Linked DNA regions of Homo sapiens: region 2 is linked to region 1. Evidence: chromatin loops called from intact Hi-C (ENCODE). Cell type or tissue: CD14-positive monocyte. All regions are shown on one strand.

Region 1 (4,000 bases):
GGTCCTAAGGAGGCTGGCACAAATCTAAGCTAAGGAGGCAGCTTTCTACTATGGGTCTGTCTCACATCCCACTGTAAGGGATGAGCAAGGGCTGAGCAGTCTCTGGTGCCTGTTGCTGGAGAGTAAGCCAGCCTCTGCCCAGACCAGCTCCACCAGGCTGGAGAGGTGCTCCGATGGAGGCCTGCTGAGACCTAGACTTGGTCTGCTTGCCCTTGAACTTTGGGACAGCTTCTTCCCCAACCCTTGGTGGGGTGCCTGCCTGGGCCGGTGTTCAGACAGCAGCATCTAAGCCAGGCCAGGAGAGGACTGTGAAGGGATGGCAACTCCTCTGCCCTGTATAGAACTCCTGGCTGCACACATACACATATACATGTAAGGATACATACAACACAGGCACCAACACACATAGTCCTACCCATATAACCACATATGCTCATGGGCACATAAGTGTATGTACAGAAATACACAGATAAGGACCTATACATGTGTGCAAAAATACACAATACACGTGCACACACACTCTGTTGTATGTAGATACACACGCTTCCAGACCCACATCTGGGCGCTCGCCACTCCTATTGGGGGATACCCACAGACATGTCCTCCAGAGGGGTGGTTACCAAGCTGGCGGGATGCACGGTCCTCTCCCCTCAGCCCTCTAGTCACCTAGGCTCACATTGTCCTATTGGCTGTTGCTGGTATCTCCATAGCAACAGGTTCTGGATGGAACCGGGGTCCACCCCTGCCTTTCCAGCAGGGGCCTGCCAGGCCCTGGGTAATGGCAGTGTAGTGTGGGAAAGCTGGGACAGCTCTGGGGTGGGGGAGCCACATGCCTATTTATCTGCTCCCTCTCCTGCCCAGGTGTACAGGGCAGACCTGGTGAGAGTGCAGGGCCTGGGGGAGCAAGTAGCCCTGGCAGAAAAGTGGGTCACACCCAGGATGATTAGAGCACAAGACATGGCAGGACGGAAGCAAGGGCCTGGGAGATCTGTGGGGAATCCCCAAGGCTGCTTGGAGAAGGCAAAGGGAAGAGGGAGGAGAGAGCCCGGCCAAGAGGGAAGCCTCCTTGTTCATTCTCAGACATTTTCTCAGCACCTGCCCCATACCAGGGAGTGTGCAGGACAGTGAAGGGGGGACTCAGATGGCACAGACCAACATAATTCTTCTCTCTCAGAGCTCCCCACCCAGCAGTGACAGGGCAAGCCCTTGGCCAGCCTCTCCACGTGGAGTCCCTGGGGTCACTCACTTGAGGGTGTACCTTTCCAATCACAGCCCAAGGGGCCAGCCCAAGGATGGAAAACAGAGGACACACATCTACTGCTCTTCCATGCTTTGTCCCTGGCAGACATTACTAGTCAACCACAGCACATTTTCTTGCTGAGCCATGCCCTGGTCTCAAAACCCTTCCAAGCAGGCATGACCAGCTGATTGTCATAGGCAAGAAAGCTAAAACCTATTTGCTTAGGTTTTAGTTCATAGCCAGACCAGCTATGCCCTCCCTGTCCCCACCGCTAGCTCAGCTCACCCTGACTTTCTCCTGCTTGCTCCCTACACTGTGTGCCAGATACAGTGCCCCTGCCTCCACATGTGCCTTCATTCCATGCCCCCACCCTCTGAAATCATCTCCAGCTTCTTAGGGGCCACAGCTTCAGGAGGCCTTCCCTGCCTCATTGCAACAGTCTGCACCTTCTCCTAATCCTTTCCTGTGGGGCCCAGCATTTTACTTCATTTTGTTTTATTTTTATTATTAGTTTTTTTGAGACAGGGTCTTGCTCTGTCATCTAGGCTGGAGTGCAGTAGTTTGGCCACAGCTCACAGCAGCCTCGAACTCCTGGGCTCAAGTGATCCTCCCGCCTCAGCCTCCCAGAATGCTGTGATTACAGGTGTGAGCCACTGCACCGGGCCAAGTCCAGCATTTTCTACCCTCTACCCACTTAAGGGCACCTCAGCCTGCAGGGTCTAGGGTGGGGCTTCACCTCTGTGGCTTCTTCCCCTAGATTAGCCTCCCTTTCATCATTGAAGTCCCATCTCCCATGAGGTCACCAAGGTCCTGGGCCCCACCCTGCCCTCCATTCCAAGCTCTCCCAGGCATGGGGTCCCCCCTCAGAGCAATGGGGATCTGCTGGGCTGGTCAGCCTAGGCAAATGAGCATTTAAAACTCTGCTGGGAGCCAAGTTGGGACTGATGTCGAGAGGGCCTGGTTTCTGTTCCTGCAGAAAGGCCACACCCTGCTTTGTCCCCACTCCATTGCAGCCTCTTGCTTTCACATCCTCAGCCCTGTATTCACCCCGGATTCCCCAGTGGGGTGAGCAGAGCAGGACTTGTCTGGCCGTTCTACAGATAGGAAAGCTGAGGCCCAGGAAGGGAAGTGTCTTGCCCAAGGGCCTGGCTCCAGCCCCAGCCAGTTACTCACTCACCCACCAGGCCTGGGGTGAGTCATGGTGGCCCAGGTGATGGGAAGGAAACACATAAACATGGGCAAGTGGGAAGGACGGTCTGCAGGGAGGGTGGATGCCCGCCTTGGGCTCCCAGTGATGAGTTCCCACACAGGCTGTCTTGGGCTTAATGGGCTTGCACACTCCCATCTGTCTCAAAACATCTTTCCTTCTGGCCTCGAATCCAGGCTTTGCATCAGCCCTGGGAGCACTGCCAGCCCATTTGACAAATGGAGAAACTGAGGCCCATGGCCACAAATCAAGCAGTGGCAGCGGGCTGGGCTCCAGACTAAAAACCTAGAGCTCCTTTCCCGCGCCCAGGGGTTCCCAGCTGGCTCTGACTGTGGCTCCAGTCTCCTCCAGGCTCAAGTACAGTCCACAGGGAGCCCTGCTCTGCCAGCTCTTTCCCGTCTCTGGGGAGGCCCAGCGCTAGCAGGGTGGGAGACAGACTGGGAGGACAGGCAGCTGTGCATGCCCATAAAGAGAAGGGCTCTGTCTTCCACAGAACATTCGTGCTACCAAACGCCTTTTCCACTTCCATGACAGAGATGGCTAATCCATCCCAGTACTCAATTTCAGAAGCCATCTGGCCACCACTACACAGCCCAGATTCTCCCCCTTCTCCCCTAGACCACCTCCCGTGCCTCCTCTCCAGGCCTCTGCCTCCATCCCGACAGTCATTCCCCACACAGCAGCCAGAGGGATCTTTTGAGAAGGTGGAGGCAGCCTCTCCTCCTCCACAGCCTCCCACTGTCCCCAGCATAGAGTCTACACTCTGCATAGAGTCTACACGATGCTCTGTGACCCCTCCCCTCCCTCTTCTCCTCGTCCTGGATTCTCCAGCAGCTTTCACTCTCTCACCCGCACTTCCCCAGCCCGGGCTCCTTCTGCAGGGCCTCTGCCCTCACTGATCCCCCTTCTGAAACCCTCTTCTCCCAGCTCTCGCCTTTGACTACCTTCTTATTCTGTCCCCCAAACCCACTCATCCTCTGAGGGCCACAGTGGGCACCTGGGAAGTGGCAGAGCCAGGATTGGAACCCTGGCCTACTTCTAGACTCTTCTGTGTTGTCAGCCATGAGCACATGGTCCTATGATTTAAACATGTTTGGGGCCAGGCGTGGTGGCTCACACCTGTAATCTCAGCATTTTGGGAGGCTGAGGTGGGTGGATCACTTGAACTCAGGAGTTCGAGACCAGCCTGGGCAACATGGCGAAACCCCATCTCTACAGGAAAAAAAAAAAAAATTGCTGGGTGTGGTGGTGCATGTCTGTAGTCCCAGCTCCTCAGGACACTGGGTGGAAGGATTTCTTGAGCCTGAGGGGCAAAGGCTGCAGTAAGCCATAATCATGCCGCTGCACTCCAGCCTGGGCGACAAAGCGAGAGGCTGTCTCAAAAAACCAAAGCAAACAAAACCCACAAAACAAAACAAAACATCTTTGGCCCTCCGTTGCCATACTCGATGATTCCAGAAGCCTCTTACTTCCATTCCCTCCTTGGGCCTCAGCCTGTTCTGTATGACCTGCCCAGAGTCACTCAGTGAGAGTCTCTGGAGCCAGAGGGCTCC
Region 2 (4,000 bases), 130 kb after region 1:
GACTTGTAGTACTGCCAGTATGTAACCGAGAAGGTGTGGCTGCTCTACAAGGCTCTGAGTGACCATGACATCTACCTGGAAGGCACCTTGCTGAAGTCCAATATGGTCACCCCAGGCCATGCCTGCATCCAGAAGTTTTCTCATGAGGAGATTGCCATGGCAACTGTCACAAGCACTACACTCTGGGGAATAAGCGGCCTAGAAGGATCACAACTGGGCCAGAACAGGGCCCACCCAGACTCATCACTGAGGCAGGTGGGGTCATTCTCACTTCACAGACACAAAAACTAAGTGCTGCACTGCACAGTGTCCCCCACTGTCCCTGGGATCACCTTCCTGTCTGGAGGCCAGAGCAAGGAAGTGTCCATCAACCTCAATGCCATTAACAAGTGCCCCCTCCTGAAGCCCTGGGGCCTGACCTTCTCATATAGCTGAGCCCTGCAGGCCTCTGCCCTGAAGGCCTGGGGCAGGAAGAAGGAGAACCTGAAGGCTGTGCAGAAGGAGTATGTCAAGTGAGCCCTGGCAGATAGCCACGCCTGTCAAGGAAAGTATACTCCAAGCGGTCAGGCTGGGGCTGCTGCCAGTGAGTCCCTCTTCATCTTTAACCATGCCTAGTAAGCGGAGGTGTTCCCAGGCTGCCCCCCAACACCCCAGGCCCCATCCCCTCCCACGCTCTCTTGAAGAGGGGGACTCCTCTTCGGGGCTCCAGGCTGGCTTGCCCGCGCGCTTGCCTCCCTCGTGACAGCGGTGTGTGTTGTCTGTGAATGCTAACTCCATCACCCTTTCTAGCACATTGCTAATAAACAGCTATTTAAGGGAGAAAAAATAAAAATAAAAATAAAAATAGTTCCTGGGGCCCAGAATAAAAAGGGGGAATTCTAGGGGCTGGGGTTGACATTTTCCTTTTGCCTTGACCATTGGGTGGGTACTATGTGCAGCAGCCCCGGACGGTGATAGTGATGGTAATGATGACCATGATGCAGACTGGGTGGGAGGGAAAAAAGTCCCCAGCGTCATCCCTGGGATGGGGCCTGACCTTGCCTCAACTCCAGCTGCCCAGGGCCAGAGCGAGTGATAAGATGAGTTTATACTGTAGCTCTGAGAAGGAAGGGAGGGAGGGAGAAGGAGGGAAGGAGGGAAAAGGGAGGGAGGGGTAAGGGAGAGAGAAAAAGGGAGAGAAAGGGAAAAGAAGATGGGGAAGGAGGGAAGGACAAGGGAGGAGTGAGAGGCGAAGAAGGAGAAGGAAAAGAAGAAAAAGAAAGAAGAAGAGGAGGAGGGGGCGGAGGGGAGAAGAAGAGGCCCCGAAGGATCACAACTGGAGCAGAATAGTGCCCACCCAGACTCATCACTGAGGCAGATGGGGTCATTCTCATTTCACAGACACAAAAACTAAGATTTAAGGCATGAGGCAATTTGCTCAAGATCTCAGAGTTAGGACTAGAACTCATGGCTTATGCCTTGCTCTTCAAGGTCTCAAACCTTGAACCACTCAAGAAACATATTCCAAGATACCTCACCCTTACCTCATCAGAAAGGGGAGCTGGTTAAAATGCAGATTTCTGGGTCAAAATCAAAGGTGTGTGGCACAGGAATCTGCATTTTGACCGGTACCCTGGGGGTGGTTCTTTGGGCCCTGACACTGGGAAACCCCGTGGCTCATTTAGGGCCTTTCTGGTCTGACCTCTTGGCGTCAGGTCCTGACCATACTCCCGTTGCCCAGCTATTTGGGCTGACTCACGCTGACCCCCCAACCGCCACCCCCACAGGGCTGAGCCTTTTCCATCCAAGGCTTCACCCACAGTCTCCCAGTCGCATGTAGATCCACCCTTCCAACCAGCACCCGCTTCTCTTCTGGAAGCCTTCCTCGTGGTTGGGATCCTCCTCTTTCAGCGCCTGTTGGAGTAATAGCCTCCTCCTCTTCCTCCATCTGGAGTTGCTTACAACACTCTATTTCACTTTCCATGTGAGTCGGCCTTGTTTCCCAATCTTTCTCTATATTAAACAGGAAACTCCCAGAGGGCTAGGGACTGGCTGGTTTAAACAATAAGCCTCTGAAATACAGGACTTCACCTGACCCTCCTGCCAGCCACAAGTGGCAGGGCGGGAGAGCTTTACAAATCAGGAAACCAAGCCTTGAAGAGGTTGTGGCCTGCCCAAGTCTATGGCCAAGTAAGATTCAGAGCTGGGTTTGAAACCCATGCCCAACTCCACTATCCAGTTCTTTCTGCTTTGGCTTTGGCTCTGATCACCCCCAAAAAAACCCTATGAGGGCCAGGCGCAGTGGCTCAAGCCTATAATCCCAGAACTTTGGGAAGCTGAGGGTGATCACTTGAGGTCAGGAGTTCAAGACCAGCCTGGCCATCATGGTGAAACCCCATCTCTACTAAAAATACAAAAATTAGCTGGGCGTGGTGGTGTAATCCCAGCTGCTCAGGAGGCTGAGGCAGAAGAATCGCTTGAACCTGGGAGGCAGAGGTTGCAGTGAGCCGAGATTGTGCCACTGCACTCCGGCCTGGGCAACAGAGGGAGACTCTGTCTCAAACAAACAAACAAAATAACAACAACAACAAAAACAACCTGTGAGGCAGGCATTTCAGGGATTATGATCCTATTGCCCAGATAAGGAAAGCAAGGCCCAAAGATGAGCAAAGCACTCAATATCATCCTTATTCTGTTCCCACTTCCAGCTGCACTTGGGTCCAAGTCCAAGTGCTGACCTTTTCTCTCTCATCTTCTCTGGGTGATGGGCACTGCCCAGGATCTCTTGGCTGAATGGCACAGAACTGGGTCTCGAGCTCTCAGACCAAAGCCCTCATCCTGGACTGGTCCCACTGCCACTCTGAACCCAGGTGCCTCCTCTGAAGGTGGAGACTCACCTCACCTGCCTTGCAGCCAGCTGGGTGCTCAGAGACAGAAATGCAAAGTACCTGGACACACCCTGGTCACCATCATTCTGGACTTTGTCCCTCTTGTTAATGCTCAGCTGGGAAAGGAATACCCTCAAAGGCCCTTTCCTCAAGAATGGAGGAGAGTACCTCTGAGCCTGGCACAGGCCCAGCCCAACACAGCCCAAGCCAAGCTGGGAAGGGTGTGGGGCAAGGAAGCCAGACTGACATTCCTGAGACGGGTTTGCCAAGCCCTACACTTTATGTGTTGTACCCGGGAAACTCAATGGAGGTATGGCCCAACGCTGACCTTTGGCATGGAGGCCTAAGCCACCCTGCTGGTGCCCAGGGTGGCCAGCAAGGGGCTTCAGACAACCCTGGATGGAAAATAAAAATAGTGGCTAATATTTGTTACACGCTAACTATTGTCAGGCCCTGTGCCTTCCCCTCCTCCCCAAGTGCTCAGAGCTGTGGAGTGGATGGGTTCCACCCTAGCCCTGTTCCTCTGTCCCCTCTGGATCATCTTAGACCAGAAAGTGCCACAGCTGAGTGTCCCGCTTCTTCCGCATCCTGCCAGGACCACTCCATTTGTGGGCGATATAGCCAGCTCCACCTCCTCCGGGAAGCCCTTGTTCACAGTTTCCAAAGCAAGCCGCAGGCGGGATGGATCCTGCTTAACACCCCGGCCCAGAACCCCTTGGATCTCCTTCTTCCTCCATGTCCAAGACACCCAGCTTAACAACCCTGTAGCCCCCAACTTGGCCCTAGCGGCACCTCGCCTCGACCTTGCCATTTTATACTCAATTGGGGCGTAGGGTTCTGAAGCCCAGGGTAGTTGGTGGGGAGGCAGCACGAGGGTGCAGGATGAGGTCGGGAAAAGAGACCTCGTCCGCCCACCGCCTAGCGCTTCCTCCTCCCTGCAGGCGAGCCGGGGAATCCCCGGCAGCACCGATATCCGCAGAGCCCAAGAAGTGGGCCTCTCTGCCCCGCCCCCCCGGCTCGCCGAGGGCTACGCGGCGCGCCTGCGCAGAAGAAGGCAGCGCCCAAGGCGCATGCGCAGCGGTCACTCCCGCTGTATATTAAGGCGCCGGCGATCGCGGCCTGAGGCTGCTCCC

What was found. Peaks named below come from ENCODE experiments on the same cell type or tissue, not always from the same donor. Only the 100,000 strongest peaks of a DNase experiment are listed, where the experiment ranks them.
Region 2: it touches region 1 in a loop (4-fold over the local background); 8 of 110 quality-filtered maps call a loop at or near these places.

What each region holds. Positions count from the first base shown.
Region 1 is chr3:52,060,336-52,064,335 of GRCh38, forward strand. LINC00696 (long intergenic non-protein coding RNA 696) reads right to left here. Exons shown (of 1, transcript NR_027331.1): 1 at 1,759-4,000. Among named protein-coding and RNA genes, the nearest start is that of LINC00696, 2.8 kb to the right of the region's middle. RefSeq lists an enhancer at 2,437-2,566. In CD14-positive monocyte, no CTCF peak of the experiment used is centred here; a DNase peak (open chromatin) is centred at 2,376; H3K4me3 peaks cover 977 bases; H3K27ac peaks cover 2,882 bases.
Region 2 is chr3:52,194,171-52,198,170 of GRCh38, forward strand. It overlaps ALAS1 (5'-aminolevulinate synthase 1), which reads left to right and starts at 3,990. Exons shown (of 12, transcript NM_000688.6): 1 at 3,990-4,000. It also overlaps the pseudogene ALDOAP1. RefSeq lists enhancers at 3,532-3,601, 3,612-3,831 and a silencer at 3,972-4,000. In CD14-positive monocyte, no CTCF peak of the experiment used is centred here; DNase peaks (open chromatin) are centred at 2,031 and 3,871; H3K4me3 peaks cover 883 bases; H3K27ac peaks cover 2,709 bases.